Linked DNA regions of Homo sapiens: region 1 is linked to region 2. Evidence: read pairs that join two places in POLR2A ChIA-PET (ENCODE). Cell type or tissue: GM12878. All regions are shown on one strand.

Evidence for each region. ChIA-PET counts read pairs that join two places held together with the same protein. Peaks named below come from ENCODE experiments on the same cell type or tissue, not always from the same donor. Only the 100,000 strongest peaks of a DNase experiment are listed, where the experiment ranks them.
Region 1: POLR2A ChIA-PET joins it to region 2 with 7 read pairs; 3 of 35 experiments call an interaction of 5 or more read pairs at or near these places.

The regions. Positions count from the first base shown.
Region 1 is chr14:35,478,211-35,482,210 of GRCh38, forward strand. The region is part of intron 1 of LOC107984681 (a long non-coding RNA gene); the gene reads left to right. It overlaps LOC105370450 (a long non-coding RNA gene), which reads right to left. Exons shown (of 3, transcript XR_943749.3): 2 at 1-187. Among named protein-coding and RNA genes, the nearest start is that of INSM2, 54 kb to the right of the region's middle. In GM12878, no CTCF peak of the experiment used is centred here; a DNase peak (open chromatin) is centred at 2,381.
Region 2 is chr14:35,276,604-35,280,603 of GRCh38, forward strand. It overlaps PRORP (protein only RNase P catalytic subunit), which reads left to right. Exons shown (of 8, transcript NM_014672.4): 8 at 1-1,019. PRORP-PSMA6 (PRORP-PSMA6 readthrough) reads left to right here. Exons shown (of 15, transcript NR_182666.1): 9 at 1,950-2,115. It also overlaps a transcript of PSMA6 not described here. Among named protein-coding and RNA genes, the nearest start is that of PSMA6, 14 kb to the right of the region's middle. In GM12878, no CTCF peak of the experiment used is centred here; no DNase peak of the experiment used is centred here.

The sequences.
Region 1 (4,000 bases), 200 kb after region 2:
GCCTGAGTTTTCTCTTCCTCAGTAAACTGTAAGGAACTCTCCATAAGGCTGTAGAGAAGGGGTCTTTTACTGCAAAGAACACTCAGCAGAATTCAGGGGTTCAATGCTCCCAGTTTCATCGGGGTCTTCTCACATGTTCCCATTTCAATTATTCATTTTGGAAAAGATGAAAATTACTTGACATAACCTGTTTATCACGGAAAGTGTGAGAAAATTTGTCCTCAGTCACTGTCAACATGAATACAAATTACAACATTTCTGGAGAGATGTATGGCAATATTTATCGTAATCTTAAATTGGAGTAATCTCTGATTCAGTAATACTTTCAGGAATAGTGTCCTAAATTTTCCCAATAATTTATAATAGCAAAATAAAAATGGAAATGTCTCAAATGTCCACCAATAGAAGCTTAGATGGGGGAAAAAAGGTACATCTATACATTGTATACTATCAACAATTAAAAATGGGTAAGTAGATCTCATCTATTGATATGGGAAAATATTTAAAGTGTTGTCTAGTGAAAAATGACGATAGTTTAAAAAGGATAAAGTCTTGTGTGTGCATGTGTATGTGCTTTGAGAGATTCTGAAAGGAGCAGTGGTTTACCCTAGGTGCTGGGAGTTCTAGTACATTATACTTCATTCTTTATATTTTATATATTATATTCATATTTTTCTGTCCTACCAGAATGTATCATTATTAGAATCAGAAAAAAACTATTTTCACTAAAAATTTAATTGCAGCCATCACTAAAGAAAATCTCAGGCTAGGCGTGGTGGCTCATGCCTGTAATCCCAGCACTTTGGGAGGCCAAGGCAGGTGGATCACTGGAGCCCAGGAGTTCAGGCCCAGCCTGGACAACATAGTGAGACTCTGCCTCTACAAAAAATAAAAAAATTAGCTTGGCATGGTGGCATATGCCTGTGGTCCTGGCTACTCAGGAGGCTGAGGTGGTAGGATCACTTGAGCCTGGGAGATCAGTGCTACAGTGAGCCGTGAGTGCACCACTGCACTCCAGCCTGGGCAATACAGTGAGAGCCTGTTTCTCACACACAAAGATAAAATCTCAAAGATTATTCACAGTATACTCCTTAATATACAATGCAGACGCAAGATAACAGTTAATGCCATCTTTTGGTCACCTAAATAGTGACTAAACGAATTTTGTACGTGTTCGAACATTTCTTCCTGTGTTACTATAATTACATGCCCATATAATATAGAATGTCTTACCCTGCAGTACCCCACTGAAGAGTTTTATTACCATGAAGTGACATGATGTAATATAGTAGTCAGTTCTAGGTCTCTCTGGCTGGGAAATCTTAGGCAAGTTACTTGGCCTCTCTGAATCTCAGCTTCCTCATTTGTAAAAACAGTATCTGTACTACCCAATTCACAGAGTTGTAAGGATCAAATGAGATGTATGTGACAACATTGTCTAAACTCTAAAATGCAGGTGCAGTTCTATTATTCGCATCATGTTTATTAAAATAAGTAAAACTACCATTAACAATTAACGCTACAGGGGGATGAAATGTGCTCTAAGATAGGTCCAACATATATAAACAAGCTATGTGGCTGAGATCATCTTTCCTTTGCTACGACTAAACAAATAGCTTTATATAGTATGCCAGGCTGAAATGTTCTAAAGTGCCAGCTCGTTTCTTTTTTAAGAAACCACTAACTAATATACTAGTAAACCGGCAGCTCCTCTAAAAAATAGTGTTACCTTTCTGCAGGAACATCCGATTTTTCTCTTTCTGAAACTTCCAGGCTGGGCATGGTTGGCTCATTTCTGTAATCCGAGCACTTTGAGCCCAGGAGTTTGAGACCAGCCCGGGCAACGTAGTGAGACCCTGTCTCTACAAAAATAAAAACAAAAACAACAACAACAACAAAAAATTCCAGAAGCTCTTTTCCTTTTTTCCATCAATTCCTGCCACTGCTCAAGTGCTCAGGTCCAAAGTGCACCATATCAATATATAGTCGTGCGCTGCACTGCATAATGACGTTTCAGTTAACAATGGGCCACATATACAATGGTGGTCCCATAAGATTATAATGGAGCTGAAAAATTCCTATCTTGTGACATCATCACTATTGTAACATCTAGCACAATGTATTACTCATGTGTTTGCGGTGATGCTGGTGTAAACCAACCTACTGCACTGACAGTAGTATAAAAGTACGGCACATGCAATTATGTATAGTACATAATATCTGATAATGATAATAAATGACTATGCCACTGGTTTATGTATACCATCTAAGTTTGTGTAAGTACACTCTATGATGTTTGAACAATGACAAAATCACCTAAGGACACATTTCTCAGAATGTATCCCTGTCGTTAAGTGATGTATGACTGTACCAGTGTCACTTTCAAGACAGAATGAGAACTGAAACTTTTGTCTTTTTACCCCAGTTGACTTATCTCTAGTTGGTAAAGTTATTACCAGAACCATGAGTTGCATTTTTTTTTTTTTTTAAGACAGAGTCTCACTCTGTCCCCCAGGCTGGAGTGCAGTGGTGTGATCTCGGCTCACTGCAACCTCTGCCTCCTAGGTTCAAGTGATTATCCTGCCTCAGCCTCCCGAGTAGCTGGGATTACAGGCATACACCACCACGCCTGGCAAATGTTTGTTACCATGTTGGCCAGGCTGGTCTTGAACTCTTGACCTCAAGTAATCCACCACCTCAGCCTCCCAAAGTGCTGGGATTACAGGTGTGAGCCACCGCGCCCAGCCGTGATTTGCTTTTTAATGTTATAATTATGTATTTTCATTTGTAAGAACTGCAGATCCAAATGTGAACAAACTGATTTTAAAGTAATTATGGCCATAGCTATGCTTCCTATTACATATCTTTTGCTGAAGTAACCAGGAGGTAGGGCTGATATGGATGATAGTTTAGCCCATGTGGATGAAATATTAAATGCCTTTATAGGAGCTGGTTTAAGATTCTGAGTTTTACATAAGAATAAGTGAGGCTGTACAGAATGTAATCTTGTTTCAGAAATAGCATCTTGTGAAATTACTGTTATTAGATATTGTTATTAGATATTCAACAGTGTCAGTCTCATTTGAATTGGGATAAGGCAAGAGCATAGGGATAAGGTAAGGTCAGATAATTGCTTTTCTGGTACTAAAGTCATATTCTAAATCAATAATTATAGTTTGCCTTTCAGTGAACTAAGGCTTCGGATTACAAGTTGATTTTTCTTTTGTGGGGATGAGGAAGATAGGTACTATCACATTTAAAATGATATCAAGCCTAGAACTTTGGAGAAAGTGAAATGGGGAGAATAATCTTTAAATCTAGAATGAGAATCAAATTTTAGACTCTGACATTCTTTCTACTGAAAATTATAGAATCACATTTTGATAGTTTGAACCAAATAAAACACAAAAGCAATTGCTAACTGTTGATAGGTAAAGGAAAAGAATGTGATTCAATCCACTAGGAAGATTTTGATCCAAAAATGAAACAGTTTTTTTCTCCCCTGCTAGTCAGGCAGAAATCTAATTACTCTTGTTTGATCTACTATGGAGAGGTAAATGTGAGAGGTATAGATTATGGACAGTTTTATGGATTTTAATCTTAGAAATCAACAAGTGAAGGTTTTACACTTGCACATAGTTACTTAACTGGTGTTAAGAATAAAACCTAATCAATAATTTTTGTTTTACTGTGATTTGCTCTAGTTCCAATTATGATGTTGGCTATTTCATAGTCCCTTTGTTTATATGAATGCTTTAAAGATAATCTCTCTCTAGTTGAGTTTAACGTGGGACTAGTTTTCATTTCATACAATGTCTCAGAAACAAAACCAGAATAAAGGAAACTTAATAAAGACAAGTTCTAGGAAAATTGGGAACATAAAGAGAGATGAACTGAAATGAGTCTCTTTTCCTTTAAGTTGTGTCAATCCTCATTACTGTTTTGAATAGTTCAATCCAACAAAGCATGAGAATGAGATGGACCATATGTACATGACAGG
Region 2 (4,000 bases):
GGCTGCCCATTTGTGTTCTGATCATTTGAGTGAAAAAAAGGTACCTGTCAAGCAAGCTCCTGGACACCACAAGAAGGAGGAATTATTTTAAAAGCTGTACTCTTAAATTGTTAGTATCTTTAAAATCAGTTGTGAACAATGAAGGATTTGAAAGAGCATTGACTTTGCCACTTAAAAGTATTTCTAAAATACTTTGTGCTTCCCCCTTGCATTCTGAATTTATACACTTTTCCTCCTGCTGTTCTCAGACCCAGTGGAAAGAAAATCTCAAGGAAGAAGGCTGAGTTTATTCTCTCAGGGCTCTGTTGGGTCTACCTCATCTGAGGTGGCTTATTCTTCATAGGAAATTAATTTTTCTTCTCAAGTATGCACTTAAATATAATTACTGCTTCCTTGGTCCTCTAGCAGATTTCTCACTTTTATTTATTTTTTTTTTTGAGACAGAGTCTTGATCTTTTTTCATCTAGGCTGGAGTGCAATGGTTTGATCTCAGTTCACTGCAACCTCTGCCTCCTGGGTTCAAGCAATTCTCATGCCTCTGCCTCTCGGGCAGCTGGAATTACAGGCATGCGCCATGACGCCTGGCTAATTTTTGCATTTTTAGTAGAGACGGGTTTTCACCATGTTGCCCCGGTTGCTCTCAAACTCCTGACCTCAGGTGATCCACCCACCTCAGCCTCCCAAAGTGCTGGGATTACAGGTGTGAGTCACCCCGCACAGCCTGAAATGAGGCATCTCTATCTATAGTCCAGCAGCCCTACAGGAGGCAGGAGGGGAGCAAGAATAAGAAAGGAAATTTGTAAAAGGCACTTAGGAGTGAGCAGAAAGGAAATAGGACCAGCTTTTACCTGCCCAGTCCTGGCCAGTGACAAGCAGTCTGCTTGAGTCTGTGCTAAATAAACAAAGGAAGTTCCATTTAGAGCTCTACAGAGGGGAAGCCATAGAAATTAACAGGATGAAAATACAAGAGACAGGAACACAGATGAATAAATGTAATAAAATTTGAGAAATAATCTTTACTTTTATCATCTCCATTTATGCTTTTTCATGATGTCCTGACGTTCCCTCTCCCCAAGTTTAGTTTTTTGTTTTTGTGGGTTTTTTTGGCATTATTTGATCTGACGAGTGCTTCCAGAGGTTCTACTACATACACAACTTGCTTTTAACTGGTAATGGAAATAAACAGGAAGACAATTATCTAGTCACTGATGGCAGCTAAAAATTATTTTGCTACCAGAGTGCCCTCAGAAGTATACTCTTATCTAATGGATCGAGTTATTATGATAACTGTGGTAATTTGTTGTTATAAATAGCAGTAACATAGGAAGGTTTTGGTAACTTCTGACAAGAAATTTGATGTAGAGAGTTAATTTCGAGCACATTAAAATGACTGTCCCACTCATCTCTTCAGTGCTATTTAAAAGCCAGCCCAAGAAGCAAATACTTGAGAAATCAATAGTAGGGGCTTTAATTTTGAATATGATAGACATTAATTCATTTTAATGAGACCAGGTCAGATTGCCTCATCACTCTCAGATGGACTAGAACATTATATAGATACCAAGTTCAGTTCACATCTAAATATTTAAAGTCTACTATTAAAAGAGGTTTCCTGGCCGGGTGCAGTGACTCATGTCTGTAATCCCAGCACTTTGGGAGGCCGAGGCGGGAGGATCACCTGAGGTCAAGAGATTGATTGAGACCATCCTGGCCAACATGGTGAAACCCCGTCTCTACTAAAAATACAAAAATTAGCTGGGCATGGTGGTGTGCGCCTGTAGTCCCAGCTACTCGGGAGGCTGAGGCAGGAGAATTGCTTGAACCCGGGAGGCGGAGGTTGCAGTGAGCTGAGATTGCACCACTGTACTCCAGCCTGATGACAGAGCGAGATTCCATCTCAAAAATAAATAAATAAATAAGGTTTCTTGTGCTTTCTATGACTGCATCAGAACAGAGAATGTCAGTATCCAATAGGATGCCAGTGGAATTCCCTGACGATTCCATCCATGCGGCTCTGCTGGAGCAGGGTAGTGTCCTAGGCTGGGAGAATGGGATGGAGCCTCCACCTCATGAAGTAGCTTCCTTTGGAGGTGGCTATGGCAGGTCTTCGGAGAGGTAAGTCCCTCACTCAGACTTGTTGCTTGAGATGTACTATATTACTGATTCTTTGAAAATAAATCATTCTTATATTTTATTCCTCTTTACAATGACCTTGCTCTAGAATCCCAAGTTGCTTTTTTTTCTATCCTGTGTTCCATGGCTGAGCAGTCTATTGCTATTAAGTTGTTGTACGTATATATTTTTCTATGCATATATACTCATTTTTTGTTTTTCTATACATATATACTTATTCTCTAGGAACTCTTTCGTAACATGTTTTTTTCACCTGACAGAAAATGAAAAATTTTCCCTGTTCTTACAGTCACTTCTTCCTCATGTATTCTTTTTTGTGTGTGTGTTTGAGATGGAGTTTCGCTCTTCTCGCCCAGGCTGGAGTGCAGTGGCGCGATCTCGGCTCACTGCAACCTCCGCCTCCCTGGTTCAAGCAATTCTCCTGCTTCAGCCTCCTGAGTAGCTGGGATTACAGGCATGTGCCACTATGCCCGGCTAATTTTGTATTTTTAGTAGAGACAGGGTTTCTCCATGTTGGTCAGGCTAGTCTCGAACTCCAGACCTCAGGTGATCCGCCCACCTCGACCTCCCAAAGTGCTGGGATTACAGGCATGAGCCACTGCACTCGGCCTCATGTATTCTAATAATTAATAATGTAAATTCATAAAAAGGGGCAGCCAGCTTAAACTACAGCATTGCTGGACACCATAAAATAGTATTTGCATAGCTGTATACTCACAAACTGCTACTCAAGGCTTGCTTTGTTCAGAAGGAAATCTGTGTTCACAGAAGCTGAACCCTGATAATAGCTGTTGGCTCAAATTAAGGGTCACGTCCTTTGGCACTTAGCGCTATTCTGGCAGGAGTGGTCAAATCCTTGATGTAATGGGTCTTTTCTAAGTCAGGCCCTCTGATCTCCAACTCCTAAAGAAATAAACTCTGGTCAGGCCATGTTTTTGAAGAGAACGTCTAAGGAACAATTGCTGCTTTACACAGATAAAGAGCTTTTTACTGCTTAAAGCAAATCATGTAACTCTTTGTTCATCAACACACCAAGGGAAGTTTCTGTGAGGAAATCAGTATTGAATAGTTTGTACTTTATACATGTTATAAGAATGTACTTTTCGGGCCGGGCGTGGTGGCTCACGCCTGTAATCCCAGCACTTTGGGAGGCCGAGGCGGGCGGATCACGAGGTCAGGAGATCGAGACCATCCTGGCTAACACGGTGAAACCCCGTCTCTACTAAAAACACAAAAAAATTAGCCAGGCGTGGTGGCAGGTGCCTGTAATCCCAGCTACTCGGGAGGCTGAGGCAGGAGAATGGCGTGAACCAGGGAGGCGGAGCTTGCAGTGAGCCGAGATCGCGCCACTACACTCCAGCTCCAGCCTGGGCGACAGAGCAAGACTCCGTCTCAAAAAAAAAAAAAAGAATGTATTTTTCGGCCTGGCGCAATGGCTCACGCCTGTAATCCCAGCACTTTGGGAGGCCGAGGCAGGTGGATCACCTGAGGTCAGGAGTTCGAGACCAGGCTGGCCAACATGGCAAAACCCTGTCTCTACTAAAAATACAACAACAACAAAAATGTATTTTTCTTCCACTCCCATTGCCAGTATCACCAGAGATTCCAACTCCATCCACATTTTGGTCTCATTGTTTCTTTTTTTTTTTTTTTTCTTTTTCTTGAGATGGAGTCTCACTCTATCACCCAGGCTGGAGCTCAGTGGCGTCAATTTGGCTCACTGCAACCTCCACCTCCCGGATTCAAGTGATTCTCATGCCTCAGCCTCCCAAGTAGCTGGGATTACAGGCACGTGCCACCATGCCCACCTAATTTTTGTATGTTTAGTAGAGACAGGGTTTCGTCATGTTGGCCAAGCTGGTCTTAA